3 separate regions of the Homo sapiens genome follow, and all the other regions are linked to region 2. Evidence: chromatin loops called from intact Hi-C (ENCODE). Cell type or tissue: mammary epithelial cell. All regions are shown on one strand. Each heading gives the region's core, and the rest is flanking DNA. Links, peaks and the distances in the headings are about the cores only.

Evidence for each region. Peaks named below come from ENCODE experiments on the same cell type or tissue, not always from the same donor. Only the 100,000 strongest peaks of a DNase experiment are listed, where the experiment ranks them.
Region 1: it touches region 2 in a loop (16-fold over the local background); 6 of 110 quality-filtered maps call a loop at or near these places.
Region 3: it touches region 2 in a loop (4-fold over the local background); 2 of 110 quality-filtered maps call a loop at or near these places.

What each region holds. Positions count from the first base shown.
Region 1 is chr10:90,282,968-90,293,105 of GRCh38, forward strand. No RefSeq gene overlaps it. Among named protein-coding and RNA genes, the nearest start is that of LINC02653, 250 kb to the right of the region's middle. In mammary epithelial cell, for the core only: a CTCF peak has its summit at 5,619; no DNase peak of the experiment used is centred there.
Region 2 is chr10:90,856,910-90,867,047 of GRCh38, forward strand. It overlaps HTR7 (5-hydroxytryptamine receptor 7), which reads right to left and starts at 1,130. Exons shown (of 4, transcript NM_019859.4): 1 at 224-1,130. The coding sequence starts at 762. RefSeq lists silencers at 728-777, 798-1,167. In mammary epithelial cell, for the core only: a CTCF peak has its summit at 6,203 (motif pointing left); no DNase peak of the experiment used is centred there.
Region 3 is chr10:90,432,230-90,442,367 of GRCh38, forward strand. The region is part of intron 3 of LINC02653 (long intergenic non-protein coding RNA 2653); the gene reads right to left. Among named protein-coding and RNA genes, the nearest start is that of LINC02653, 100 kb to the right of the region's middle. In mammary epithelial cell, for the core only: a CTCF peak has its summit at 5,475; no DNase peak of the experiment used is centred there.

The DNA of each region.
Region 1 (10,138 bases), core at 4,215-6,714, 570 kb before region 2:
ACAGCAGTCCTGAATTCCTTTGCTTAAAAATTATCTTACTATTTATATTTATATCCCTAAGCAATATATTGTTTGGTTTGCTTGTCTTGAACTTTATAAAAATACATACTTTTTCTAGTCTTCTGAGACTTGCCTTTTTCCCTCAATATTGTGGTTCTGAGATTTATCCATGTTATTGTGAATAGCTCTAATTCATTTATTCTTCTATACATATATTCTATTATCTATTTTGTTTTCAATGGGCATTTGTTTGAGTTTTATCTTTTTTTGAATTACAAACAAGTTGCTGTGGATATTCTTGTGCGTGTCTCATATTGGCAATAGTCAACAGATTCTCTAAGGTATACAAATAGGAATGAGATGTTTGTGTAAGAGAATGTGTACATTTTCTACTTTTCTAGATAATGCCTGGTTGTTTTATATAGTTGGTATATCAATGTGCACACTCACAAACAATTGCTTATGGGTTCCCTTTGATTCGTGTATTCACTAATATTGATACTGCCAAACTACTAAATATTTGCCAATATATTGCAAAATTGTAGTCATTGTGGTCTTAATTTACATTTCTTAATTACTAATGAGGTTCAACAACTATTTATATATTGGTTCATCATTCATGTTTATTTCTCTGTGAAATGCCTGTTCTTAATTTACCTTTTTGCCTGTTTTACTTTAAATAATTGATTTCCAGGAATTACTTATATATTTGGAACGCTACTGCTTTATCAGGTATATGTATTGTAAATATCTTCCAGTTTGTTACTTCTTTTTACGTTGTTTCTGATGTATTTTAATAAAAGGAAATTGTTAAGATTTGGAATCAATTACCCACCAAAAATTAAAAGTCAGGCAAATTGTAACTTGAATAGTTGTTGCAGCTGGAAACAAATATTTTCTTTGCAAAAATGTATTTAAAATAACATTTATAATGATAATTAATTTTTAAATTTATATTGTTATCAAAACAATAAAAGTAGGGGTTGGGTATGGTGGCTCACATCTGCAATCCCAGCACTTTGGGAGGCCAAGGTGGGAGGATTGGTTAAGGTCAGGAGTTCAAGACCAGCCTAGGCAGCATAACGAGAATCCATCTCTTCAAAAAATAAAATAATTAGCCATGTGTGGTGGCATACACCTGTAGTCCTAGTTACTAGGGAGGCTGAGGTGAGAGGATTACTTGAGCCCAGAAGTTCAAGGTTGAAGTGAGCTATGATTATGCTTCTGCACTCCAGCCTGGGCTGCAGACTGAGACTCTATCTCAAAAACAAACAAACAAAAAAACAAAACAAAACAAAAACAGCCAAACAAAGAAAAATGTTATATGTTTTTCATTTTAAAATGTTGTAGATTACTCCAATCTTACTTCCAGATTTTCAAATCATCAATAAGATATGTGTACAATTTTTAAAATATTTACTGACTAGAAATAGTTACATCCAGAATTTTTATATTAAATGATGATGTAATACAGGTAGAATAGAATTAATATATGGAATGAGTTTTATAGTTAGTTATCTAACAACATGAACATTGTATTGTTTGAAACTATTAGACTCTTAGCCATCAGAGCCTAATACTTCATGTGGCTTAAAAACTCTGTACTTCATGACATATTTTTTCTATTGAACCTACTAATATAAGAGTCTTTTGGAAATTTCTTTGCTCCACTAAATTTTATCTAGTCACAAATAGGAAAGAAATATCAAAAGAAGATATACGTGTGTTACTTTTTAATATAAAGTAATTTTAATAATTTGGCACTGCTAACAATTTGAATAAGAAAATTTCAAACTGTAACATTTAAAACAAATCTCTTAATATTAATTAAGATGTATAGTTTTGTTATAAAAGATTTTAAAATATATTGTGTTGATTTTTAATTTTTCTGTTCATGTGAATACTTTTTAAAAATTCATTTTTAAGTTAAAACTTACTTGCTATTCCTGTGGGTCAGAACACCTTCAGCCTTCCTGACAGAAAGCAAGAGCTTTCTCTTACACCAAGAAGTCACTGGTAATGTATGTGTACATCTCAGGGGCCCTTTTTTCTGAGGAGATTCAGCCTTAAATTCAGTGGGCCTTCATGAATTCAAGCAGCCATTTACTCAGTAAATGTGTAGTGAATGCCTACTGTGTGCTAGGCTCCAGAGATTCAGCGGTGGACAAGACAGACAAGATCCTTGCTTTCAATAAGACTTAAAGTATAGAGGAGGGAGAAAGATAAAACCAAGAAGTAATAAATTAGTGAGAAAATATCAACTAGTCTACACCAAGAATAAAACAGATGGGTGATCCGATGGAAAATAACTCAGTGTCATAGGATTGAGACCAAATAACAAGAAGTACAGATGCAAAAATCAAGAATAATAGCATAGCTGATAGAGAGAAAGTCCCTAGATGACAGGTATCTAAGAAACAAAAAGGCATCTGTGTTAAGGGGAATAATTGTACAAAGTATAGTCAGAGAGATAGGCAGGGCAATGATACATACCCCTTTTTAGAATGAGGAATTTGAGTGTTGTTGTAATTGTAATGGGGAACCACTGGAGAGTGTTCAATGGCATATAGACAAGATGGGATTGGAGTTTTTCAAAGATCACACTGACTGCAGTGTAATGAAGATATTTATAAGGATAAAATTTGTAACAGGGAGGACAGTTTAAAGAAGATTTTATGGGCTGACACATATCAAATATACACAAATTAATAATAATAATGAAATTAAACAACAATTAAAACATTTTGTTATTGTTGGAATTTTCCAATACACTGGCTCATTATTCTAAAAATTGGTGAATGGCAAAGATTAAATGTTCATCATTATTTTTCTGTATAAAGTGGCTTTTAAGATAACAAAATAGTTTTTTTACAGAGGAATTTCAGCCAATACATGCAAGCAGAATGGCAGAATTTTTTTAAATAATTTTTTTAAATTTTATACTGAAATAACAGATATAGATAGTGGTTATCAATGGCTCCTAGGACATTTAAGCAAAAAGTTGTTTGGGAATTGTATAATGAATGAAGCAATTGACATCACTGGAACCCACAAATTATTCTCACTATCCCTTAAAAGTGGGACAACCAGACACTAGATATGCCTGATATGACACAATAGGAAGTACACAGCACATCACCTATAAAGTGAAGCTATTTTTGTCAAAATAAAATTGGACATGAATAAAACCAAGCTTCTAGATCTAACTAACAATCTAAAGAGAAACTGTGGAGACAGAAATATATTCAAAGAACTATAAAAATGCAACCAACCAATTGAGAATGTGGGTCACACTACAGAACAAATAAACTGGGTTCTTTAACAAATGAACAGCATGAAATAAAGGAGAATATTGTAGATTAAAAGTGACCCAAGAGGCATATACAAGCTCTGGACCTTGTTTGGATTCTTATTCAAACAAAATAACTATAAAAAGACATTTTTGACACAATCTGGGAAATTTGAAAGTGGTTTGAATATTAAATGCTGTAAGAGAATTGTTATTTTTGTTAGGTGTATAGTGGTACTATAGTTATATTAAAAACATGAGTCACTATCCACTACTGATATATACTGAATATTTACAGTGAAATTAGATGATGTGTGTGATTTCTTTTTAAAATACGTCATTGATTGGGGGAGAGAAAAGAGGGAGGTATGATGAAACAAGATTGGAAAAATGTTACGAATTATTGAAACTAGATGAGGTTTTCATGGGGGCTCATTATAATATTGTCATTAGTTTTGTGTATGTTTAAAAATTTCTCTTGTAATGAATTAAAACACAAATAAAAATTACACTCATGGAGTAAGGTGAGAAGGTTAATGTAGTAGTTCAGGCAAGGGATGAGAATTGATTGCACTAAGGGAGAAATAGTTGAGATAGAAGGCATGGATGGATTCTGAATATATGTTGGAGATAAAGTAAGGAGGGTTTGCTATTGGCTTAACTTAACTTTTAAATTTTTTAAAAAAAGGAACCTGTATTTTTGGTTTGAGTAAACTGGGAGGGTGGTGATACTGTCCTGAATCGGAAAAAGTAGAGAGAGGTGTAGGTTGGAGTCAAAGTTCATAGTTCTGCTTTTATCATGGTAACTTTGAGATGCCTATTAGACTTTAAGTGAAAATTGCAAGTAGAGAGTTGGCTGTTCCAATATAATTGTGGCATCATGCCAAGGCCAAAGGTAAACATTGAAAAGTAAAGCCATATATGATGTTTAACATCATGGGAATGAATAAGACTGAGAAACAAAACAGTGTAGATAGACAAGACAGAAATTCCAGGAGTCAGCTTAGAGAATATCAGCATTGAGAGTCCAAGCAGGTGTACTGAATTAGCAAAGGAGTCTGAGAAGAAAAGAATGCATCACAGAAACCAAGAGAAGAAATTCCAGAAACGAGAGAGTGACAGGTGATATAAACTGCTCCTTCTATAGGGTAATATAGAGGTCTTTATTGCAACTGAGAAACAGGATAGGCACTGGAGATTCCAGGGAAAATCAAGCATATTTGGGATAGAAGCAGCAGGAGATGAAGAGTGAAAGATTCTTGAAGACTAGATGATAGTCATAAATTTTGCTTTATGGGAATAAGAGCTGCCAAATCTCTAATCAGAGCTTTTATCTCAGAGACTGAATTTTAGAAAGCACAAAAGTGGATGGAAATGAAAATGAGGTCAAGACCAAGGTGTAAGGTTCCACTTTTGTGTCCAAGGGCTTCTTCCTTCTATTTTCATAGCACATTCACTATACCCCAGATATCTACCACTTCCGTTGTCTGCAAGGTGAGATTTGGAATAGCTATTTGTCGTGTTGCAAAATTGTTGGTTTGGCTAGAGTGCCACAGTGGTTTAGACCCAGTTTCTGATCATCTGATTTTACAGACACAGCAAGTCTTTGTGACTTGCAGAGATTCATCTCAGGACACCCAGATTAACTTTCCAGCACATAATTCTATTATATTTCTTCATGAATCAGAAACAAGCTTTCCGCAAGAAATCAATGCCTCTCATAAATGTTCTCATTACAAACACTAATAAAACGGTCCCCTAAATACTTTTCTTTTTAGCCTAAGAAATTGAAATAAATATTCCCCAAGAAAAAATTGCCTTCAAGGCTTTATAGGAGATTTATGTAAGAAACATAAACCTATATCCCAAGGGACAAACTAAACACATCACTTAAAGAAGCCAATATTTGGGAAATGTGTGAAGCAAACATCTTAGCACATCTGCTTAAACAATTTAAAATAAAAATTTCAGGAGACAATGAATGTTCTAATGATTATAGTTCTTCCAAAGAGTGCCACTAGAGACCATTTCTTGGAAAAAAACAGATGACATGTCATTCTTGAAATGTTCTAAAAACTATAAAGTCTAGCTATGTTCATTTTACCTCAAATAGAATAATGAACAACCTAACATCTCAGTTCTCCTAAGCCTCAATTATAATTGGAACATGAGCTCTCCCCATGTGACTTCTCTACAGATAAAAGAGGATCTCACTGCACTAAGGAAGTGGGGAAGCAAAAAAGAACACTCCAAATAGAAAATTATTGAAAACCTTTTGAGCTACTCCTGTCTTCAGTGGCTTTTTGCAGCAGTTCCCATCAAGAGGTGGAGCTATATCCCCATCACTTGATTCTGGCTTTTGCTTTGTTGCTTGTTTTAACCAATGGAATGTAATAAAGTTGTAAGTTCTTTTAATTTGGTCTCGAGGTCTCTCTTTTGAGAGTAGCCATAAGGCACACTCCAGGAAAACTCTGACCAGGGGGAAGTTAGGTTTGGATATGTGTGTCAAGTGAGACACAATGAGGAAGTAAAACCAAAATGCAGGAAGCAGAAGAAATTTGTTACTTACATACAGGTCCCAGAGAGGTTTGGAGGGCCAACAGGAGGCTGACAGGACATCTGGAGGCAGCAGGGATCTCAACCAGTGGGTAGTGGAGAAGAGAGAGAGAGGTGAAAGAAAGAGAGGACCTGTGGGACTATGCCTTTATTAGGACCCATTGGCATTATCCCTTAAGCTTTCCCAAGGGGGGATTGTGGATTGGCTAGTTAAAGAAAACACATGCAAATGGCAGGAACTTATTAATATGACAAGTGTTGACCATTAGGTTTTATTGTGGTTAGCAGCTGTGGACTGTGTTGGGTTTTAGGTTAGTGGGATGAGGAACAAGCAGGCCATACCACAAATAATCACACAGAAAGGAAAAGTTCTAACTAGGCCAAAAGTGACAGGATATGACCAGGTTTCAAAGAACTTACATCAGGCTAAAAATGGATGTTGAGACAGCAACGCTATTAAACAAACTTATGAAGAAGTGAGAAGGTGACACTGTGTGCATTCTGAGCCTTGGCCACACAGGAAGCCTTGCAGCTTCCATTTTTGCCCTCTTGGGATACTGCTGTCATGTGAACAAGTCCAAGCTAGCCTGATGGAGCAGTGCAGTAGAGGAAAATTGAAGTGTTCAGCTCAAAGCCCATATACTGCAAAATATGTTGACTAAGGCCATCTTAAACCACCCAGCCATCATTCAATTGCTGCCCTATGGGTTAAGTCCAGGTAAAATTAGTGTAAGAACCTTGCAGCTGAGCCCATCCCAAATTATTGATCTACAGAATCATGAAAGTATACTAGATTATTGCTTTAAGTAATAATGTTTTGAGATAGTTTGTTGCTCAGCAAAGATTAACAAATACAATTGTCTAAGTGTTGCCTTGTGCCATGAATCACTTACTGACTGATGCCATAGTTAGCCAATCAGAAGAAAATGTTTATTTTACACTTAAGACTTTTCATATAAATGCTAGAATTATTTTTATTTTTAACCACAAGGCATCAATGATGGGCAAACCTCAATCTAAAAGTAACCCATTTCTGTTGTTCATACCACCAAACCTGCTTCCCTGACTTATACACACACACACACACACACACACACACACACACACACACACACAAACTGTTCACTCCTGTTTGGATTGCTACATGACAGCCATTGTTATCAACCTTTGTATGCTGAGGAATATTGTGAGACCAGAGTAATACCACATTTGGGAATCTGGTGGCCAGACAAAATTGAGTTTGGTTTCTCAGCCCTTCTCTAAATCTCTTTTCCTGTCAAAGCCTAATTTTTTTTCTTTTCTCTTTGATAAGTTGCCTAAAAATTTCACTGATGATAGATTTATTTAACAAGCTTCCTCTTCCAAAAATGCAAATATATGGGGGTGTGTAAAAGATCAGTCATTCAAATCATTCTGTGAATTGATTTAATCAGCTACTTTTCTTGATACCCCTGGCTGAGTCCAACTCTAAAGAAAACCTTGGGATTTGGTGCGGAGGTGGGAGGTAGGAAGTTAGGAATTTGTGCACCTTTGGAAAGTAGTGGAGGCTGGAATGGGATATCATACTGTCACAGTGTTTTAGGACATCATGATGGTGCAGGCTGCCTGAGGACCTCAGGTGAAAGGCTATGTGAGCTGGAAAAAACATGAGAGAAAGGCAGGAGGGTATATAAAGCAGATTCTTTATTAAAATGCTTCCTAGTGCCAGCCCTTGCTCTGGGACTGAGAAAAGATTCATCGTTTAATTATTTCTCTTTTTATCTTATGACACTATGATTCCAGGGTCCTGGATTTGAATTAATACCACATGTGTCATTCTTTTCACCCATGTGAAGGGAAAATAGGCTTTTGAGGGAAGAAAAAAAAGAAAAGAAAAAAAAAACAGTGGATATGAGTGTTTTCCCTGAAACTCTCACTGCTGTAAGCTCACGAGAAAGATATGCAGGAGGGCCTCCTGGTGAGGGCACACCTGTCATTAATGCAGGGCCCCATCCTCAGACTCTTATTTGGAACCCCTAAATCTGGGGAGCTTTGGCTGCAAACTCTCAAATAGAAGCCCTTGACCTGGTAACTTCCTTTCTCCTTTCTATCGAAGTCTATGTCCACAAGCAGGTCTAGAGCCTTTTCCTTCTCTACCCTTGGTCCTTACCCTAATCTTGCTTCCCAACATCTAACCATGATTCTCTAAGAAGGAACGGTCTATTTCTCCCTAAATACTAGAGCAGAGCTCGCCCAGACCTACCACCCTTTTGAGTTGTCCAGTGGGACACTTCCCTGATGTGTCAACTCAGTGGAGGCATAAGAGGAAATTATCAAGTAAAAAAGACCAAAAATAAAAGGCCATCGATCATAGAGAAGAAGAAAAATGAAGAAAAACAAACAAACAATAATCCAAAATCCAAATCAAAAACAAAAACAAAACTCCCCCAAACAGGATGCTTTGGAAAAGCAGGCACATTTAGCGACTCATAGCAGACCCAATCTTGTTTGCCTACAGCAGTCCTTGTTTATGCCTGATGTTTTGGCATCTCACCCAAGATAGCACTCACCTGAGGTTTTTCTTCTTTTTTCTTTCCTTTGCCACTGCTTAAACATTTTAATGACTTTTGTGCACTACATAAATCATAATTCCTAACAGTGACACTGACACTATGATCATTATTATCATCTTACTGATGTGGGAAACAAGACTCAGAGAGGTGCGGCAAGTTGCCTACATGGCATCTGCCACATAGCCCTGCTGCCCTGTTGCCCTTCGGCACTATAACATGCAGGATGTTGCTGGTTCATCATCACCATTGCTTCTCATTTTAGGGTATTGACCAGACCATTTTCAAGTTTTGTACCACCATTCCCAAATATATTATTCAAAACAAAACAGAAAGAAACAAAAACTTCAGAAAACAAACAGATCTCTTTTCTGTGACGTGGTTTTCCTTGGTATGGTACTATTCATCTCAGACTTACCAAACACACGTGTTAAGATATAAATCACTTGTGTTTTAAGTTTTGAGGGTCTTTGGAAAGATTCAAATTGTGAATTAACTAGATTATTCTGTCCATTTGTCCCATAAAAATTCTACAAAAATCCTGATTTAAATGTACTTACTTAAAAATATTGATCTGTTTATACTTTCAAAAGCTTGACAATCTTTCTTAATAAGATATTTAAATGTGCTTAACCGAAAAGGAGTAAAATGTGTTTGTTAATAGCCATGTGTCTTGGGAAACCTGTGCACAGAGCATCTAAATGTAAGTCACATTGCAACAGTTTAATTTTCTTTTTGTTCTTGTCAAAGAATAAGAAGCAAGAGAATCTTCATTTTGAGACTTTGATTACATCCTCTATGTTTAATGGTCTGAGGGCTTAAGCAATAGTGATCAAAGTTTATGCATATACTTTAGAAATAAAATGCATGTCTCACAGCGGTTTTGACTAGGATTGGAGAAATATATTATTTAAGGTTTTATGTCATCTTATGTATTAAATTTTAAAATACAAAATTGGGTAGGATTATCAATTTGGACTAATACCACAGGTGAACATATCTGATCCCAAATTATCCATCAAATATAGAATCAAGTTCCATGAAAACATTAAATCAAATTTAGTTGGCACTGGAAGAAAAAGCTAAGAATAAATAAAATCCTCTACATTTAATTAAACCAAAAAAAGAGAATTAGGCATAGAGCATGTTTTAAAACTAGTAAGAGATCACTGGGATGTATTCTCAAGAATGATTTGGTTTTCAATTTCTGGTTTTACCTTTTACATTTAAGAGAAATAAGAAGAAATTTGAGCATATTTGGAGAGGTGAAAATGAAACAACTGAAAAGGTGGACTGAGGAAGGACGTAAAAATGGTGAGAGCTTAGGGGAGACTAATAAGCAATGGTAATTTATTCAAAATAGATGTAGAGTCACTATGAGTAAGACAGCCTGTTAGCAAAATGTTCCTAAACTGAGAGATTAGGTCCAAAAATTTAGTGGTTACAAAGAGGCTAATTACTTGGCAAAAGTAAGGAGAATTTAAATAATGCTAGAAATTATAATGTTAGAGATTAGTCAATGACCAGAGTTCAGAAATTTTATTGAACTACTACTATTAGTTATATAGGGCAGAAAAGTGCTTCTAACAATAGATTGACAAGGTAGGAGTCAGCATCTTAATGCATATTTAAGAAATCATTAATTTTTTAAATTTTGTATTTGAATCCTAATGTAAAAGTTATTTTTACTTTTACTAAATATATTAAACAGTTTAAACTGAAGGGAGAGTATTATAGCTACACT
Region 2 (10,138 bases), core at 5,053-7,552:
GTAAACCAGAACATTTCCGGTTTTTCTTTTAAAGATGTACATAGGCTATGCCGTAACCGAAGTTTGGTTGGTGTAGGGTGGATTGGGGGGAGCGGTGTTTTAAGCGCAGCCCTTCATCCCGCCTTGAAGTCTAGCTTGATCCTCCCAGGAAAGGCGAGCGCGCGGGGCTGAGCTGCCAGCCGGTCCCCAGCCGGAGCCTGGGACGGGGCGGTCCGGCCCTTACCTGTCAATGCTGATCACGCACAGGGTCATGATCGAGGCCGTGCAGCACATGACGTCCATGGCGATGAAGACATTACAGAAAAAGTGTCCAAAGATCCACTTGCCCCCGATGAGGTCGGTGACGCTGACGAAGGGCATGACCGCCACAGCCACCGAGAGGTCGGCCAGCGCCAGGGACACGATCAGGTAGTTGGAGGGCTGGCGGAGCTTCTTGACGAAGCACACGGAGATCACCACCAGGCAGTTGCCCGCGATCGTCAGCAGCGTGATGAGCGTCAGGATGGAGCCGATCACAACTTTCTCGACTCTGCCGTAGTTGATCTGTTCCCCACAGCCGGAGGCATTGTCCGGGGGCGCGTCCCAGGTGGGCGCCGGGCTGGCTGTCACCTCGCTCAGCAGGTGCGGCGCCCAGGAGCCCGCGACCGGGTCGGCGCCACCGTCGGGGCTCAAGTCGGGCAGCCCGCGCCCCACTTCTGGCAGAAGGAAAGAGCGGAGGTGCCCGTAGAGGTCCGGGCGGCCGCTGCTGTTAACGTCCATCATCGCGCCGCCGTGTGCCGCTGCCCATGGAGCCGGCGCCCCGGCCACGCGCCTCCGGCTGCCGGCCCCGGGGCTTCACCTCACCGGTTCCGCTCCGCCCGGCCCAGCCATGGGGCCCGCGCCGACCGCTGGGGGGCGCCTGGCTCTGTCTCGGAGCCCCGCACTCCCCGGACCCCCGGCCGCTGCGGGTAACGCGGCAGCGCGGCCTCACGGGGACTCCCTGCGGGAGGCGCTTCGGCCCCCGACGGACGCCTGGGACGCGCGGAGTCGAGGGAGCTCGGGCTGGGCTCCGCTGGCAGCTCCACAGTTCGCAGCAGCAGCTCGGCTGCGCCGAGAGCGCCCGGGCGGCAGCGGCAGAAGTTGCGGAGTGCGCCCCGCCCCTCGCGCCCGCCGCCGCCGCCGCCGCCGCCGCCGCTCCCCTGCGGCAGCCGCGCCGCGTCCCCGCCGCCGCCGCCTCCGGCCGCTGCCCGCTCCCTCGCGCTCCTGGGACGGGATACCCGGGCTGGGCAGGCACCGCCGCCTCTCCCGCGCCTCCCTACTGTGAGGGGGCGGCGCTGCACGCGCCTCCCGGGATCCCGGGTCCCCTCGCCCGGGAAGCTGTCCTTGCCGCATGATAGATACTTAGAACCCCTCCAGCCGACCCCAGCCTCCGCACACTAGTCAGCCACAGTTCAGTGGGGGCATTTTTCTTTTGTTAAGAGGCCTAATGAGCCAGCGGATGTTTGGGCTCATTGCGAAATGAAGAACCTAGAGGGGGATTTTATTTTTCTTAATTAAACAACAACCAAAAAAACGTCTCTGAGCACTACACTAAGCAACAAATAGGTACTTCCGTTTTCTATTTTGACCGCTTATGGGAAGAAGCGAAGATGGAAAAGAAGCAGCCGAATGGGGTGAGGGTGGGAGCTCCGAGAAGAGGAAGAAAGAAAAAAAGGAGGGAGGGGGATTCCTTAAGCCCCTGGCACCCAGGAGATGAGGATGCTCTGGGGACAAGGCCTCCAAGGGGGTTACACCCATTTGGACTAATCCTTCCTGGATGTCTAGAAACAGTCCTCTCCGCTCTGAAAATAGACCCTGATTGCCTTTATATTTAGACTTCAAAGCCTAATATATTGAAAAGAGAGTTAATTTTCCCGTAGCATTCTGGAAGTCTTACACATAAGCAAAGAAATGACCGGTTATACTCTTCTATAAAGGAATCCTGGAGGTGTATGTTGATTTAATACCTATTGGCTAAAATTCCCCTTGGTATCCAAACCCTGTCAGAGCGGCTGATTTTTATTATTTGTGAGACTTGCTTCATTCCATTTTGTTTGAAGGTTTCATTGGAAGCCAGCAGTGATTTCTGTAGTTTAAGACTCTAAAAATAATCAAATCTGTTTTTTCTTGTTAGGCCCTAGCGGATTATAAATAAGAAGAAAAGGAATAAAAACCTCAAAGTATATTGATCAGAGTGCTGAATAGTACTTTCATTCTTCAAGGTGGGTATTAGCTCTGTTTTTCCAGATAGGGAAGGTTGTTAGCTCTTGCAATCAGCTGGTAAGGAATAGTTATGTTTCAAACCCAAGTTTATCTGATTACTATGCCCATATTCTTCCCTGTACACATTCAGAAAAAGTTTTAATGGAAAAAAAAAAAAGCCCTAATGTTCACAGCTCTTTTGCTGTGATCAACATTTCAGAGGCTCCTCTCTGCCTAGGATAAGCAAACCAATCCATTGAGTCAGAGGAAGAGTTGAATATAATACCTAGGCCACAAAGCAATATTATCTAACAGTTAAGATGGATGAGGAAATTTCTTCAACCTTACTTATGTTAGTTATTCTCTGTTTCGCTTTTCTTGGTTTGTTATCTGTGGTGAACCACGGTCCGAAAATATTAAATGGAAATTTTCAGAAATAAACAATGTGTAAGTTGTCAATTGCACACTATTCTGAGTAGCGTGATGAAATCTCTATCTTACCCAGGATATGAATCATCCCTTGTCCAACATATCCACACTGTATATGCCATCCACCATTAGTCACTTAGTAGCCCTCTCTCTTACCAGATCAAAAAAAAAAACATAGTATATATACGATTGGGTACTATCCGGGGTTTTAGGCATCCACTGGGGATCTTGGGAGAGAGGAAATCTCAGACAAAAGACAAATAGTTTGTTGCTGGAATGCATCTAAGAAACCATTTGTTCACCCTTCAGTGCAGAGGAGGAAATAGAGGCTGGGAGAAATTTTATAACTTATCCAAGATCATATGTGACTGCATTGAAATGTCTCCATTTTTTTATTTTGAGGTTTGGAATTGTCTTAAGGTCTTTTAAAAATTCCTTCATGTAGTATATTCCCCAAGATACTTTTGATATTTTTTTCATTTTAACTTTTCAACTCATTTTAACTTATTTTGACTTTTGTATTCTTCCCCTTGAATACCCTAATCAGTTCAGCTTATATATTCTGTCTTGGCTCTGTCAAATAATATTCCAGAGTAATTACACACAGATTTTGAAAATTAATCATTTTATTTGTATTTAAACCTCTAGTCAATATGATTTACCACCTACACTCTTACAGCCCTCACGTAGCCCATTTATATTTCACAACAGCTTCTAGTTTTTGCTTTTGTCTTGTTTTAGTCCCTTTGGGATGCCATAACAAAAATATCATAGCCTGGGTGGCTTAACAACAAACATTTACCAAGAACAAGGCAACAGTAAATTTAGCCATGTTGCTGTGTCCTCACCTGGCAAAGGGGGTAGGAGAGCTCTCTGGGTCTCTCTTTCTTTTTTTTTTTTTTTTTTTTTTTTTTTGAGACAGGGTCTTGCTCTGTCACCCAGGCTGGAGTGCAGTGGCGCGATCTCGGCTCACTGCAACCTCAACCTCCCAGGTTCAAGCGATTCTTCTGCCTCAGCTTCCCAAGTAGCTGGGATTACAGGCACATGCCACCACACCTGCCTAATTTTTGTATTGTTTTTAGTAGGGACCGGGTTTCACCATGTTGGCCAGGCTGGCCTCAAACTCTTAACCTCAAGTGATCCGCCTGCCTCAGCCTCCCAAAGTGCTGAGATTACAGGCATGAGCCACCAAGCCTGGCCTGGGGTCCCTTTTATGAGGGTACTAATCCCATTCAGGAGGGTTCTGCCCTCATGACTTAATCATCTCCCTCTCCCATCTGACAAAGTCCTAATGTTCAGAATCTATAACTTAAATGAAGGAACAAGCAAGAAACAAATAACCCCATTAAAAAGTGGGCAAAGGACATGAACAGACACTTCTCGACAGAAGACATACAGGTGGCCAGCAAACATGAAAAAATGCTCATCATCCCTAACCATCAGAGAAAATGCAAATCAAAACCACAATGAGATACTCTCTCACACCTAATGCCACCACAATGGGGAGCAGGATTTCAACATACCAATTTTTTGGAGGAAACAAATGTTTATTCCATAACAACTTTTAAATTGTGTGACATATAAATACAGCAAATAATCATTAAAATACTATTTTTTAAATTACTACCTCCTTCATTGTCAATATAGCATCAAGTCCAAGCTCCCTTTTTTATAGAACAGTCACCTCTGTTATATTATCCCTAGTGATGGCTGAGTGTATTTCCTAAGAGTTGCTAGGTTTCTAATTTATAAGCTGTCACAATGCATAAACATAGTTATTGAAAATCTCGGCTTCTGCAGCATTACTTTGCTTATGTTGAGTTTAAATTTCATCTATCATTGTGTTATTCCAAAATCCTGACAGAGCAATCTGGAATTCTTTCAGTTTCCCTTTAACCTTCACTAACAAATAATTGTGTCCTCATAAAAATGCCAAAATCTAGTGTATACTTTTCTGTAATTTTCTCACAAAGAAATGCCAAAGATATAGCTTCACAAAATATTCATAAAATATCTAAATATTCATCTAAATTTGTTGTTTGTTCTGCCCTTAGTTTTCTGGTGTTTAAAAGCCATATCAAGGTGTTGCTTCCTTCTTCCCTCCCGCTGCCCACCCACTCTTCAACAGTTATACCAGAGACAGTAAGTAAAGTGTTGGCATCTAAATCAAATCATGTCTTTATTTTCTGTCCCTTTTATTCCTAGCATTTAAAAAAATTACTGCTTTTAAAAGTACTAATTCTTATCTAGACTCTCATTGCCTACAATAGCATTCTCATAAGATTGTCAGTGAGGGCACCTGAGAATACAGCTTTCTGAGGTTTCCAACTGGCAATCTGGCAATCTCCTGCTCTAAGAACTGCTCTCGGAGAGTGCAGAAGAGCTGTGGAGTCCTACATCATAGTTACTGTCTTTTTATCAGCCCTTCTTCCCTCTAGGTACTCATCTAGCTCATCTAAATGCATATGCGTAATCCCATCTATGAAAACCCACACATATCCCTCCACAGGACATAAGCTTAGGATAGTTTGTTTTCCCATAAACCTTCATACCCTGACAACCTAGATGTACTTTAAGAAGCACAAAAAAAGCTTCCTAAGCCATAGGGTTCATTGGCAACTCACTAGTCAGTCAAGCATGCTGATATCATGTCTATCGGGGGTCTGATGGCCTCCCATGCCCAGTGCAGCGGACTTCCACAGGGCCACTCTTTCATTTCTCCAAATTTTTCAGTCTCTCACATTTGTACCCCATTTCCTCACTCAACTAGACTAATTATCTGGGTGTCCCTTGCCCCCAGAATTGGGTGAGAAAAGACTAGGGAAACTAGAATGCTTAGACAGTGTAGTACTAAGAGTATTGTAAGTAAATATCCAGATACTACCCTGTGGCCTTTATTGGGGCTACAGATCACTAATACAGAGAACACACATGCTAGAGACAGGGACTCAAATCCATCAACACAGACATTTTTGAGGCCCAGTTAGGATAAAAGCAGTTAGTCTGGGACACCTGAATGTCTCCTTCTCAGTGACAGCACCCCTCGCCATAGTTAATTTCATTCTTTGTAGGCTTTTAAAGCACTTTTAAATTATATTTATTATAGTACTTACTGTTGCATTATGCTTCATATTTCCATGACTGTCTTCCCCATTAGACTGTGAACTTATCAAAGGGAGGGATATTTCCTTACTCCTGCCATATACTAGGTGTTCAATAAACATTAGTCAGTTGAACTGAGTGTAGAATAATGCCTATAACCAAGAATCATTCATGTTGTAAAGTAATTCTTCAGCCTAAAAGTGAATTGTGTTTTGTTTTAATTTAGACATACTAAAAATAAAAACATTTTTTCTTTGATTCTTTCCATTTAGAAAATTTTCATTCTCTTTACAAAATAAAGGTAACCTTTAAAAAGTTTCCTCCAAACAAGATAAATGAAAAATCAGACAACAGCTACATCCAAGAGCCCTTATTTATTTTATTAATCACTCAATTTTTCTTAACCAGGACTGTTTTCGAAATGTATGTGGTGCATGCATACCCCCTAGTGGGGAATCTATTCAGCAGCACAAATTCCACAGAGACAACTTTCATGGAAAGTTTTTATCAATGAACACATTTGACATTGTCAGCTCCCAATCCTTCCTGAAAGATTTCTAATGAGAAGAAAATTTAAATTCCTCAATTAAAAAATAGATTAAAGTAGCAATCATTCATTGAGTCAACATTAATTAATGAGTGTCTAATGCAAACCAGATATTGTTTTAGGAGCTCTGTTTTAAAAGGACACATTAAGTTTAAGATACTATTGGATTATTCAAGTGGAGATGTCAGCTATGCAGATACAATTTCAGGGGAAAATCTCCCAAGAGGAAAAGTAGTTACAGAAGAGTCCTGAGGATTTAACCGTGGGATGCACCAACATCCTGAGATCTTGGAGAGGAAAAGAAACCAACAAAGACTGAGAATGAGGGGGCAGTCAGGCAGGAGAAGAACCAAGAGAAATTGGATATTTAAAGTCAAGGAAAGAAAATGTTTCAAGGGGGTAGAAATTGACTGAGTTAAGTGCAAAGTAAGGCAAGAACTGTTTCAGTGCAATGGTAGGGGTAAAACAGATTGGAATGGATTCGAGAGATCAAAAGACAGAACATGGCAATTCAGAAGGTGGACAACTTTTGGAGTAGTTTTACTCAAAAGGGCAATCAGTAATTGGGGCAAAATCTAGAGAGATTTGTGGTATTTCAAGATAATCAAAATAGAAGTAAGGCTTTCATTGAAGAAGTGATAGGACACATCTTATTCTACAGTTTCTTTAGAATTTTATGAATCCTTCTATATTCAACAAAATGATATCTTAAAGTAAAATTACCATCACAGTCATATCCCATTTCTAGGAAAAACTATGCCTAATCCATTATTTTATTTGATTTGTTGCGACTTTTTTTCTCGAGATGGAGTCTCGCTCTATTGCCCAGGCTGGAGTGCAGTGGTGCGATCTTGGCTCATTGAAACTCTTCCTCCCGGGCTCAAGCACCTCTCCCTGCCTCAGCCTCCCAAGATGCTGGGATTACAGGCTCCTGCCACCACACCTGGCTAATTTTTGTATTTTTAAGTAGAGATGGGGTTTTGCCATGTTGGCCAGGCTGGTCTTGAACCACTGACCTCAGGTGATCCACCTGCCTTGACCTCCCAAAGTGTTGGGATTACAAGTGTGAGCCACTGCACCCAGCCTGATCCATTCTTTTAGTCATTCAATAAGCATGCCCTAGCTACATATTAATAGGCACTGTGCTAAGTGCTGGGGTCAATAAATAAGGCAGGTTCTCTGCTCTGCAGATGTTCATTGGTAGAAGAGACAGACGAGTAAATAATTACAGTACAATGTGAAAGTCTCCTAATATAGGTATGAACCAAAGGTATGAGAGCCCAGAGGAAAGAGGTATTAGCCCTGCTTGGAAAGACCAAAAAATTCACAGAGCTAACATATCAGCTCGAGTAGAAAGTTCATTAGAAGACTGAGGAAAGGAGAATGCAACGCTGACAGGGTCCATAAACACATGGAAGACTTGCCATAGCTGTGGAAAATGGCAAGGGTAGACCTTTGGGGAAGATCACAAAGAAACCTGTGTGCCATGCAAGGTAGGTATGAGTTTTACTCTGCGCAAGAAGGGTCACATTATTTTTCTAAAATAAGTTGTTGACTGACACTAATTGTTCAATAACACATTTAAATGTTTTTTCAAATACTTAAAAATCTAAAAATGATTCTTAGCTTGCGAGGCATACAAAAACAGGTGGCAAACCGGATTTCACCCATGGACCATAGTTTACTAATCTCCAATTTAGACTAATTACTGGCAAGATATTTGTAAAATTCTAGTGTTCCAATATTATCATTTTAAGTTCTCAATACAATGCACTGCTGTTCAAAAACTTCCTTTTGTAATTTTTATTCGCACTAGCAGTAGCAATTGAAAAAGGCAAATTAAGCAATATTATCATCAAGTCTAAAGGTTTAAATCAGAGTGTCTTTTTTGGATCATAGTCTTCGACTTCACAATTTGGTGCTGCAATAAAGGGTTAGTCCATAATTTTCATATCTGAAAACCAGTTTCAGTGCAAAAAATGGGCTAGATCATTCCTACCCAGATGAGTTTCCCAAAGATGTAATTTTGTTATATATGAATAAATCTGCTTATATGATTTTTTTAAGGGGCAGGGGTTATATCATCAACCACAAGAACCAAATCTTTGATTCAGCCATCACTGGTGAGCCAAGATGGATATTTTAACCTTGATGACATTAATAAGTAAATTTCTTTCAGCCGCTCAAAATTGAGTTCTCAACATCCACTGTAGCTATTTGGAGCATGAACTGTGTGGGCCATGGTTAGTGCCTTAGCTATTATTGGTATGGCTTTTAAATTTAGAGCTCAAAGTGGTTTCTTGTTAATGGTACAATAAATTGGCTTAAATTCTGTGTCTTGACAAAATCTTGTTACATCGTGCTTATATTTCATAAGTCTGATGGTAACACTGACCCCTACTGGAGTCCCATCCGTAGCCATGGTTACCAATTCTGAAAAGTGTACTTTAAAATTCTAAAAAAAACAAAAAACAAAAAAAAAAAAACCTCTTCTCCATACACAAAAATAAGCTACTTCCTAATGTGCCTTTTTGAAGCGCCATTTCCAAAAAAAATTTTTAGTCATTTCAAAATACTCTCCAACACAAATAGCTTTTAGGTTTCTATACACTTATCAGCTGCAACGAAAAAATGCCAGAAATAACTTAGGTTTTTTCATATAACTTGTCTTGCAAGCTCTAAGCCATATTTACAACATACTGAGCAGTAAAAGCTACAGATATTACATTTGTAAATGTTAGTTTCTGTTTAGGACTTGTGCTTTCTTTTGCCTCCAATAAACTTTCTTTTTAAACTTGCCTTTGATACAAAGTTTTTGTTGCCTGAGCAATTTTTTTTTCACTTAATATGTAAGCATTTCTAGACAGCATCACTGTGAAAGTTAATTTTATGTTTCAACTTGACTGGGCCATGGGGTGCACAGATATTTGGTCAAACATTATTCTGGGTGTGTCTGTGAGCATGTTTCTGGAGGAGATTGACATTTGAATAGGTAGACTGAGAAAAGCAGATTGCCCTCCCTAATGTGGGTGGGCCTCATCCAATCAGTTGAAGGCCTGAACAGAAAGCTGACTATCCCCTGAGAAAGGGAAGATTCCTTTGCCTGACTGCCTTTGATCTGGAACATCAGCTTTTCCCTGCCTTTGGACTCAAATTGAAATGTCAGCTCTTTCTTGAGCCAGCCTACCTGGAACTACACCATCAGCAATTCTGGTTCTCGGGCCTTTAGACTCAGACCGGAATGACACCATCAGCTGCCCTGGATCTCCAGCTTGCTGACTGCAGATCTTAGGACTTGTCAGCCTCCATAATCACTTGAGCTAATTCCTTAAAATAAATCTCTCTCTCGCTGTCACTCTACACACACACACACAAACACGTTGATTCTTTTTCTCTGGAGAATCCTAATACCATCATTTATTCTATTTGTTTTTCAAAAATCCTGTTGAAATTTCAGTCCTCTTCTTTACATTTAAGTCTATCATCATGCATCTTTTCCCTATACCAGTCATAATTCTTCCTTTGATTTCTTTCATAATGGCTCCTTAAATTGTATTTTTTTTAAAAAATCAGGCACACTTTACATCTTAAAGAGGTAGGACTACTCTTTATTTTCACAATCAAGCATGTTCTTATGCAAATTTTTGTAAATACAAGCCTACATCTGTCTCATTTTCCAATTTTTAATAGAAACATGAGTGTAAAAAAATTTCACTTTCATTTACCTGCACTTCAAAAGAAAACTAATATTGCAAGCAGGGGCAGATTACCCCAGCACAGAAAGTGGACAAATTTTTATGATATCAGGTCAGTAACAAGAGTTTCTGGGGGAAGGTAAGA
Region 3 (10,138 bases), core at 4,181-6,680, 430 kb before region 2:
CATTTCAACCTCTGCCTTGGTTGTCACCCTTCCTCTTTCTGACTTAGACCATCTTGACCCCAGGGGTCTAAGGACCCCTGAGATTACATTGGACCAACCTAGATAATCCAGGACAATCTCTTTATATCAAAAGCCTTCACATAATCACATCTGCAAAGTTCTTTGTGCCAGGTGAGGTGATATGTTAACAGGTACTAGGGATTAGGACATGAATATCTTTAGGGGGCTATTATTCTGCTATTATTTAGGGGGCTATTATTCATAGATCCACTTGTCAATAAAGACCTTATCTAGAATTTACAAACTCAAGTGCCCACAGAAGATAGACAAGTAATAGAAGTGAATGAGAAAAACCAAGGAGTGGTGGAAACTGAGGTAAATTAGAGAGTGAATAGCATTCTAAAGCATTCACAATTTTAATAACATATGTAGTTACCATGTGGACAAAAAAAAATTGTCTCTGGTTCATGCCTACCTATTTGCAACCTTTATTTTAAACCAAATATTTGCTCCGAATGAGCCTCTTCTGCCATTATAAAGTGAGACACTTTCTGTTAAAATGTCTACATGCACTCTGCAGCCAATTACACACTTACATATATAGAAAAGGTTAAAATACAAGAATGCAGTAAAAAATAACCAGAATGTGATTTAGAGGCATGTGTTAACTGAAAGACCCACCAAGAACTAATTGGAAGGAAAAGGCCAGGAAGGAAATTGACCATTACAGGAAATACAGGATAAATTTCTTTAAAGATGGTGATCCTGCTCCCAGCAGGCTCAGAAAGACTTCTCTGATTTAGAGGCAAATAAGAGCCAGCTAAGTAGTCTGCAAGGATTAATGACCCATACATTTTTGTAAACAGCAACTGTGACAGTCTAGCACAAGTTCCAAAGACACAGGCAAGGGGATTAGCAAAGTCATGTTTCTGATGGACTTTCTCTTGGGTTTCTGTTAATCCATGAGGTTTGATATGTGTTGTAAGAGAAAGGAGCTGAACATAACATTTTAAAGATCTATTGAGTATTTGGCCACAATAAGGACTAAATCATTACCATTTTAAAAGTCCCAGGTTAGCAGACATACTCTGAGGCCTGCATCACAATCAGAACATATATCAGATCTTATAAACATTTAGATCAAAGATTAAGATTATAAAGAAAAATTTCCAGGAAATTCAGTGTCCATGTCCACATACACAGTATTTTTTTTTTTTTTACGTGTAGTGGGGAGGAATGAAAAGATACATAGTCAATGAAGGAAGACAACTGTGGCAGCTCATGCACCAGGAGAGCTGAAGAATCAATTAAAATTCATGTGAGAAAGGTGACATATTATTTTATTCAAAACCAAAACAAACAAACATGAACTTTCGCTTATGCAAGAGAAAGCTCTACGCTTATATCTAGGAGAAAGGAGTTGAAACAAAGAAAGCTAAATTTATTTTCACACAAACAAAAGGTCTTTTTCTCTCTTTGTATGTCTCTCTCTCTCTCTCTGTCTTCTATTTTTCTTTTCTTTCTCTCTCCTGTTCCCTGTGTGTGTGTGTGTGTGTGTGTGTGTGTGTTTGTGTGGAGAGAGAGCAAGAAAGAAAGATAGAGACAACAAGAGAGAGACAGAATTAGAGAGAGATAGAGAAACTGTTTTATTGAATGATCTGTGCTCAGTAAAGGTGAAAATATAAATTAGCATTTTGTTGTTGTTCTATGCCACTGCCTTCCGATAAGTATTGTCAATCATTTTCTTGCCTCTGGATGAAATCTCAGAAGCATAAAATAGCATTATCCATCACTGTCATATATAAGTGAATGCTATCTTTTGATACAAAATGCCCAGTTTAGGCCAGACTAATATCGAAGCCTTATTCTCCTATATAAGTCAAACCTTCTTCCCGGTCATCTTGCATCTTGGGCCTGATTTAGACTTGGAGATATGCAGTAGAGATGAGGTGCTTAATCAGCTTCTGAGCTTTGCTCTTATTTCCCTTTCTTTCTACTCTCTAGGCTATCTCTGTTTTTTCCAGAAATAGAGAGGATGATGGGAGAAGAGAGATGAGGCAGAAAGTTTTTACTTAACTGGTATGGTTGTCCCTGACATTGGTGGCCACCAAAAGTGCTCTTCCTTCTCTCTTCCTCTCTCTTTCTCTGTCTGTCTCTTTATCCCTCCTTCTCTTTCTCTTTCACGAGGGCCCTCTCTGGGGTCTTCAGAAACCTTCATTACTATGGATCTCTCCCCTGCTATTCACTTGTCATGAAACACGTCACCTCTGCCATTTCTAGATGATTATTCATGATGTTTCCCTAAGTCCCAGCATCTAGTGGTCCATCTCACACATACTTCCTCTCATGGGATCACCAGGCCCTCTCAGGCTATCCTTTAGGGCAGACTCTTTCAAGATGGCCTAATTTCAGCTCCTACATTAGTTTACATCTGATCCATATCTAGAAGAGCAGGCCATTTTGAATTCAGCCCTGTACCTTTTCTTTCTTGCTACAAATGGTTCCCTTTAGGTTCTTTACTATATAAATTGTAGGTGTAAATCAGGTTCCTAAGTATCAGTGAGGACAGCCCAAGCTTACCAGTGAGTTTCTGGAAGCATCCCTCAGCACATGTGAAGTAAGAGTTAAAGACCTCTCTCCTCTGTTCTTTTATACTCTCCTGTGGTCACACACAATCTTAATATATTTTGTTTCAGATGATCTAGCAGCTATGATAGTCAGTGTTGAATTCCCTCCTGGAACTTCTAGATAGAGCGAAAAGCCATAGTTGATATCCTGTTACATAGATAGGTAGTTTGACAGATGATAGAGAAATAAAAAGATATAGAGACATAGATGTCCAGGTGTGGTGAGCTGTCTGAGAAATAATAAATTGGAGCCCAATAATTCAAGGAAGAGATGAGAAGGTAGAGTAGTAGATTCCAACAAGAAAACAACAGATTGGTACTAAGAAGAGAGCTGATTAATAATGGTGTGGAGGCAAGAAACTTAGAATAGTGATGACTGGTGTTTAATTTTTAGTTACTTTTGGATCTGGGCAGAAACGCCCTTCATTATCCCCCAAATCTTCAGGACAATCTGTCACCAATTCTATAACCACACTAGCATTGACTTAATGCAGTACTGCTTTGGATAATAAAAAAAAAGGCATTTTCATTTTTACATAGGAGAAGGAACAAGAAAGAGTTGGAGCAGGCAGTGCCCAATGAGGTAATGGTGAGAGGTTCTCAATGACTCATTGAAAGTAAGAAGTTACAGGCAGCTTTAAGTCAGTGTTAGCCCCTCTTCTTGAATACCTGCAAAAATATCAAGAGTCTTGGACTTCTGGTTATTTCAGTTGGAAGCCTGAATTAGTTCTCATAAATTTCAAACAAGGTGGTGCCTCCAGAAGGCTGGAGAACTTGGAGGTGTTCAGGATACATATGACTAATATAGTATCCCTTGTTTCTTAAGCCTTCTAATGTAAATCTGTGGTTAGAGTATCTGATCAAACTTCAAAATCTTCCATAGTTATTGAAAAATGGAAATAAGACAACACAGAAACATTCTAAAGATTTAAATCCCTAGAATAATCCAAGTACGAACTATACATTATTATCACAAGTCGCATATTTCATTAAAAGTGGGAGAGTTTTGAGGCTTTGATTGAGCAATTTTCTTTCCCTGCTGTTTGAGCCTCTGTGATTTTAGTGTTTTATTCCTTGACCCCTTCACTTCGTTGCTGCAAGTTTCCTTACCCAAAGCACATGCTCTCAATCTCATTTTTTCGATGAGGAAGGGATTATTACTAGACAAAAGCAGAGGGCAGGACAATAATTTGTTTTCCCAGTACTCCAGAAGTCTCTCACATAAGTCCTGCTTTAAGCTAACGGGCAGTGTGCAGAGCCAAGTTGAATCCTGTTATGATGCCAGAGCAGGCTGTGCTGGGCTGAGCTGCAGGCTTTGCTCCCTGTAGGCCAAGCTCTTATACCTTCTGTGGTGTTATTATATATATATATATATATATATATATATATATATATATATATATGTACACACACACACACATACATATATATACACACATATATACATATATATGTGTGTGTGTGTATATGTGTGTGTGTGTGTATATATATATATATACACACATATATATATATATAGGTTTTCATCCACAGTTCCTGAGTCATAGCTACCATAGCCCTTGTTACAGTCTTTTGTTATTAGGTTGGGTGTGTTAGGCCTCAGGGGCAGGACTCAGGAAACCGAATCTCTTTGACCTTCTCCTGTCCTCCTTTCACCTGCCCAAAGGCCGGACTCTAATATTGCTCCACCTTTCTCATTGTAGGTCATAAGGCCCTCATTTCAGAGAGGCTCTTGCCCCATACCCTGGGAGAAAGAATGCTGATGTCAAGAATTTTCCATAAAAACCCAAGAGGATTGGGTTCCGAGAGCTTCAGGATAGCTGAACATGTGCAGGTTCCTGGAGGGTGACATGCCCAGGGAGGGCATGGAAGCTCCATGTCCCTTCCCCCATTCCTCTTTCCCCATACCTCACCCTACACAGCTCTCCATCTGTATCATTTGTTTTGTTTTGTTTTTTGAGACACAGTCTCACCTTATCACCCAGGCTGGAGTGCAGTGGTGTGATCTTGGCTCACTACAACCTCTGCCTCCTGGGCACAAGCATTCTCGCCTCAGCCTCCCCAGTAGCTGGGATTACAGGCACCCACCACTGCACCCAGCTACTTTTTTGTATTTTTGGTAGAGATGGGGTTTCACCATGTTGGCCAGGTGAATCTATGATCTGCCTGCCTTGGCCTCCCGAAGTGCTGGGATTACAGACGTGAGTGACCGCACCCGGCCATCATCTGTATCATTTGTAATATCCTTTATAATAAATTGGAAAACATAAGCATATGTTTCTCTGAGCTCTGTAAGCCACGCCAGAAAATTAATCAAACCCAAAGACAGGGGCATGGGAACCCCAACTTAGGCCAGTTGGTCAGAAGTTCCAGAGCCCTGGATGGACTTAAGACTGGTTGGGGAGGCAGTCTTGGGGATTGAGCCCTCAACCTATGGGATCTGACACTATCTCCAGGTAGATGTATCAGAATTGAATTGGAAGACACAGAGTTGGTGTCCACTGTAGAATTAATTGCTTGCTTTGTGGTAAAGAGAAACCCTCACACATCTGTTCACAGAGGTCTTCTCTGTGTTGATAGTTATTGTGGTAGTGGTGTGAAAGCAAAAGGAAATCACAGTTTGAGAGTTTTTTCCCAAACACCTTATGTTCCAGAGCCTTGCAGGTTGACTCATTAAAGTCATGCTCAGGCTCACCCAAGTCTGATTTGTAAACCAGAGAATTAATTTGCTAATTTACAGTGATTCAGATTCAGCTGCCATTTGTTTTGAGCACGTTACATGTCAAACACTGAGCTTGAGGCTTTCTCACCAATGATCTCATTTAAGCCTCTCAGCAGCAGTCAGTAGATGTCCCCAGAGGAAAGCCTATTCAGAAAAATGAATAAGGTTTATAAAGTTTCTTAGAAATACCAAGCCAAGGCAAAGAGAACTGGATGATCTGTGGAGATTATCTTGAAGTAGGAGGATGCTCTTGAATCTTTGCTCTCTACATATATCTGCTTACGGGTCAGTTCCTAGCAAGGAAACCCAGCCTCTTCCTCACTGTCTTTGCTGAACCCCCACTAATCAAAGTCTTCTCACATTTTTCAGTATTTCATGCTGCCATTTTGTGCCTTCCTATGGCATCTTATTCCCTCACTTACAACTAGACTGCTTCTCTAGAAGGAATCTAGACACAGCTTGCTTTTCTTACTACAGTAGAATGTCCTCCATCTCCTAAATAGATGCAAAACTCTTTCTTGAATCTGACTTATATCACTTTCTACAATAGGAGACCTGACTATTTGTTTCTGGGGAAAATACCTGGAGCTTTTCTGCACCTATGCTGACAACAAACTGTGTCCTTTCTGTAGCTCCAGGCATGGCATGAAGGTGTGGGAGGGAGCAGTGGCATAGAGAGATTCAAACTTTTATAGCTATAATCACATAAGAAAAAACTGGCTCATGTGTATAAGTTTGGTATTTTAATTTATTTATTTATTTAAGTGTTTATGCAGTGCCATGCATTGAGTATACAGAAATGAATAAGGCACATTGCTCTCAAAGAATTCATTGTCCGGTAGAGAATACAAACATGTAAGGAAATAATTTCAATACAGTGAGCTAACGGTTAATTGAAATATGGACATGGTGCCATCAGAGAATTGAGGTTGAGGAAATTGTGTCTACATGGTCAGGGAAAGTCTCACAGCTAAGATGACCTTTAAGAAGTTTTAAATTAAGGACAGAAGTTCACTGGACAGGAAAAAGGGGGGCGGTGGGAGGAGGCATGTGGAGGAATGTTAAGGAAAAGCATTCCAAGCAGAAGGGACAGAAGCATAAAACAGCATAGGAATTTTAAAAAGGTATGAGATATTGGCATGCCTATAGCAATTTATATGAGTGGAAATGAAGCTGAGAGTTAGGCAGGGTCTTATCAAAATTGACTCCTATTATTAAGATTAGAAATTTGAATTACATTCAGTAAACAGTAGGTATTGAACTTAAGCAATGTAATGTCATTTGTGTTTTTAAAAGATGACTTTTATAGTATTACAATTTGGAGAAGTTATTTTGCCTTGTAACTGATAACTAAAATTAATATATAAATGGTAATATTTGTTTTAAGGAGGTTTTTAATTTTATCCCAATGTGTTTAAAATGTTATTTTGATAATATTATAGTTATTTTGTAATATATTTTCTTCCCTTATTATAGTCTTCCCTGACATACCCACAACTTAATATATAGTATAAACCTCTGTTGTAGTGGGAAGAGGGCTGAACCTAGAAACAGAAAATGGTTCTGAGACCCTACCCTTCTTCTTTCTGGCTTTGTGTCCTTGGGCAAGTCACTTAACTTCTCTGAAACTCAAGTTCCTTATCAGTGAAAGGGGGATATTGATACTCAAATTCTGGTTTGTTTTGAGGATTAAATTAAAGAAAATGTGAGCTATCTCTTGGACCTAAAAGGACTTCATAAAAGTATAGAAATATATATGTACTCTCTATATACAATTTTATATATGTATAAGTTATATATTTTTATATAAATTATATATATATATTATTGTATAAAACATATATATTTATTTTTCTTTCCCCAGGGCTCTCCTTCAGGAATTTCGATTCTTGATATCCATGATGAAGTCAGATGATATTTAAGAAACCCTACTGATCCTGACCTGGCCAACTTAGATGTCTGCCTTTCTTTTCTGCATGAAACCATTAAGACTCAGAGAGTGATAATTAGTGATGAAGCTGTAACTAAAGTCTGGACTCCTAGAACAGTGTACTTTCATTAATTCAGAAATGGTCTAGAATGGCTTCATAAACAGCAAGCTGAAACCACATTCAAAATTACAACTTACATGAGTGGTATTAATATGTATGGAATAGATCTTGATGCCTTGATCCAAAGGTACTGACTTGCTATTTGAATAAAAGGGGAAATCTGATGGTTAGAGAGGGTAACATATATCCCAACTCCTTTTCCCCTTGATGGAAGAAGTTAGGTCTCTTCCTTACTACAAACTATGCTGTAAACTCTTAACTATTTCTGGTGCCATCAAGTGATTAAAGATTGATTTGCTTGAAGTGAAAGCATCCTAATTGAATAATAATCCAGTTAAGATAAACAATAAATAACCAATATTGTCTTTGTGGTGGAATTTTCACTAGCAAGACTCTAGATAATATGGCAAATACGTTTTTAAAATGCAGCTTTTCAAAAAAGTAAACAAAACCCCACTTTTGTGTTTTTAAATTAATTTTTAATTAATTTTGTGTTTTTAAATTAAGATTCAAAAACTAGATTGAATAGAGTAAGTGAATTTAAGTAAGATCATTCAGGTGGAAAAGGGGAAATTTCTTTGCTAGTCTATAATAAAAATTCAGAGTAAGAAGTTTGATTTTGGAGAAAACGGTGGGATAGATTCTCAAATCAATCTCCTGAGGAAGGAATAGCAAAAATACAAAGAGAATGTATCTTTAAAAAACTCCTTGGGAGAGGCTTCAGGATGGTTGACTAGATGCTTATTAGATCTGGTACTTGCCTCTTCCATGAAGAGAAACTAAAATAGCAAATACATAATCACACTTCAAATAGATCATCAAAGAGTGAACACTAGAATTTAATAAAAAAATGACAGGAAGCACTGAAGCAAGGAAGGAGAGAAAGGAAAGACAGCCTGTTTGGCTGTGATTGGTTAGGAGTCTGGAGAAGCTCCCTAATGAAGATGAAGGGCAAGTGAGGGGCCCCCAGAACTCCAAATTCCCACCACAGGCTCTTATAATCCAAGTTACAGTAGAGCCCCTGAACCTTTATGGACCCTGGGACTAACATAAAGAGCTAGAGAGCACGTGAAGGCACTGCTCCAGAGAGAGAGCTCACACGGGGTCCCACACACCCCAACTCCTAAGCAGCTGTGCTCCAGTGCCATTTTGAGAGCCAAGTCCCCACCAGACTGCATCCTGCCTGGAGGCCCAATAGCGGCTGCATCTTTGCATTTCTGGAGCTCCATTGATATCCTTGTCTGCTGCAACTGGGGCCTATGCAAGAGCCACTGGCAGTAGTCCTGCCCTCCTAGCAGAGGGCAGTCATGCATTTTCATGCACCCTGAGGACAAATTCTGCTGCCCACAATCACCACTGCTGTGTGCTGCTTTGGGGCTAAAGCTCAAGCAAAGTGCATGCCCCGCACCGCCCCCCCCACAAAGGCACCTGCCTATGGTTGCTCCCCAGTGTCAGGGCTGCAGTGCAGCCACTGCTGCCTCCAACTGGGCACTCCAACAGGGGCCTGGGGATCACCCAATCTCTGCCTACAACAGCCAGTGCCTGTTTGCATCACTGGGATGCCTGAGAACAGATCCACCTGGCCAAGCTCCACTCCCCACTCAGTACCCAGATATACCATCCAGGGTCTTGAGAATTGCCCAGTCCAGCTTACCACCTTTGGTACCTGAACACTTCTCCCAAGGTCTGTGGTCAAGTCCACTGAACCTGCCACTACCACCACAGCTGGCACCCAATGCATGCATCAGCAAGGAGTCTGGAGATTGGCCCACCAAGCTGATTGCAGCCATCAACATCATCAGCATGGATCAGTTGAGTCCCAAAGAGTTGTCTCACCATTGCTACAGCCATCAACCATGCAATGCCTAATGCCTATTGCCTACTGCCTAGGGGCTCAAGAACCTGTCCACCTACCCAGTCCACTGACAATCCCTGGAACCTGAGAAAACTGCCTAGAAGTTCAAGAACTGTCTTTCCTGAACCAACTAACATCAGTGCCAGCATGCACCACCCTGGAGTTTAAGGACAGACACATTCAGCTTACTGCTGCCACAACTAGTACCTGAAGACTGCCCCATCTGGTATTCCAGTCCCGAGTAAAACTTTACCACAACCTCTACTAACAACTGCACCCTAAGCCACTGAGAAAATCACAAACACTATTGATGCTGTTACAACTAAAGAAATCATACAGAGACTACATACTGCACACACCCAGAATCAAATCAAAAGTGACCTACCCAGCCATTACCATAAATACATCATCAGGAAAAATTTGTCTCACATAAAAGCAAATTCAAAAATTGGAAGAAGCAACAATTACATCATGTGCATAGATATCGACATACAGACACAAGAAACATGAAAAAATAAGAATATATTACACACTCAAAGAAACACAATAATTCTCCAGCAGCAGGTTGCAATCAAAAACAAATTTACAAAACCCCAGAAAAACAATTCAAAATATTGATACTAAAGAAGCTCAATGAAATACAAGAGAATACTGAAAAACAATACAAATAAATCAGAAAAACAATTCAGGATATGAATAAGAAATTCCAAAGAGATAGATATCATTAAAAAAGAACCAAATAGAAATTCTGAAGCTAAATAATTTATTAAAAGAAATACAAAATACATTCAAAAGCTTCAACAATAAACTAGATCAAGCAGAAGAAAGAATCCCAGAACTTAAGTCCTTTTCAAACAACCCAGTCAGACAAACTGAAAAAAAA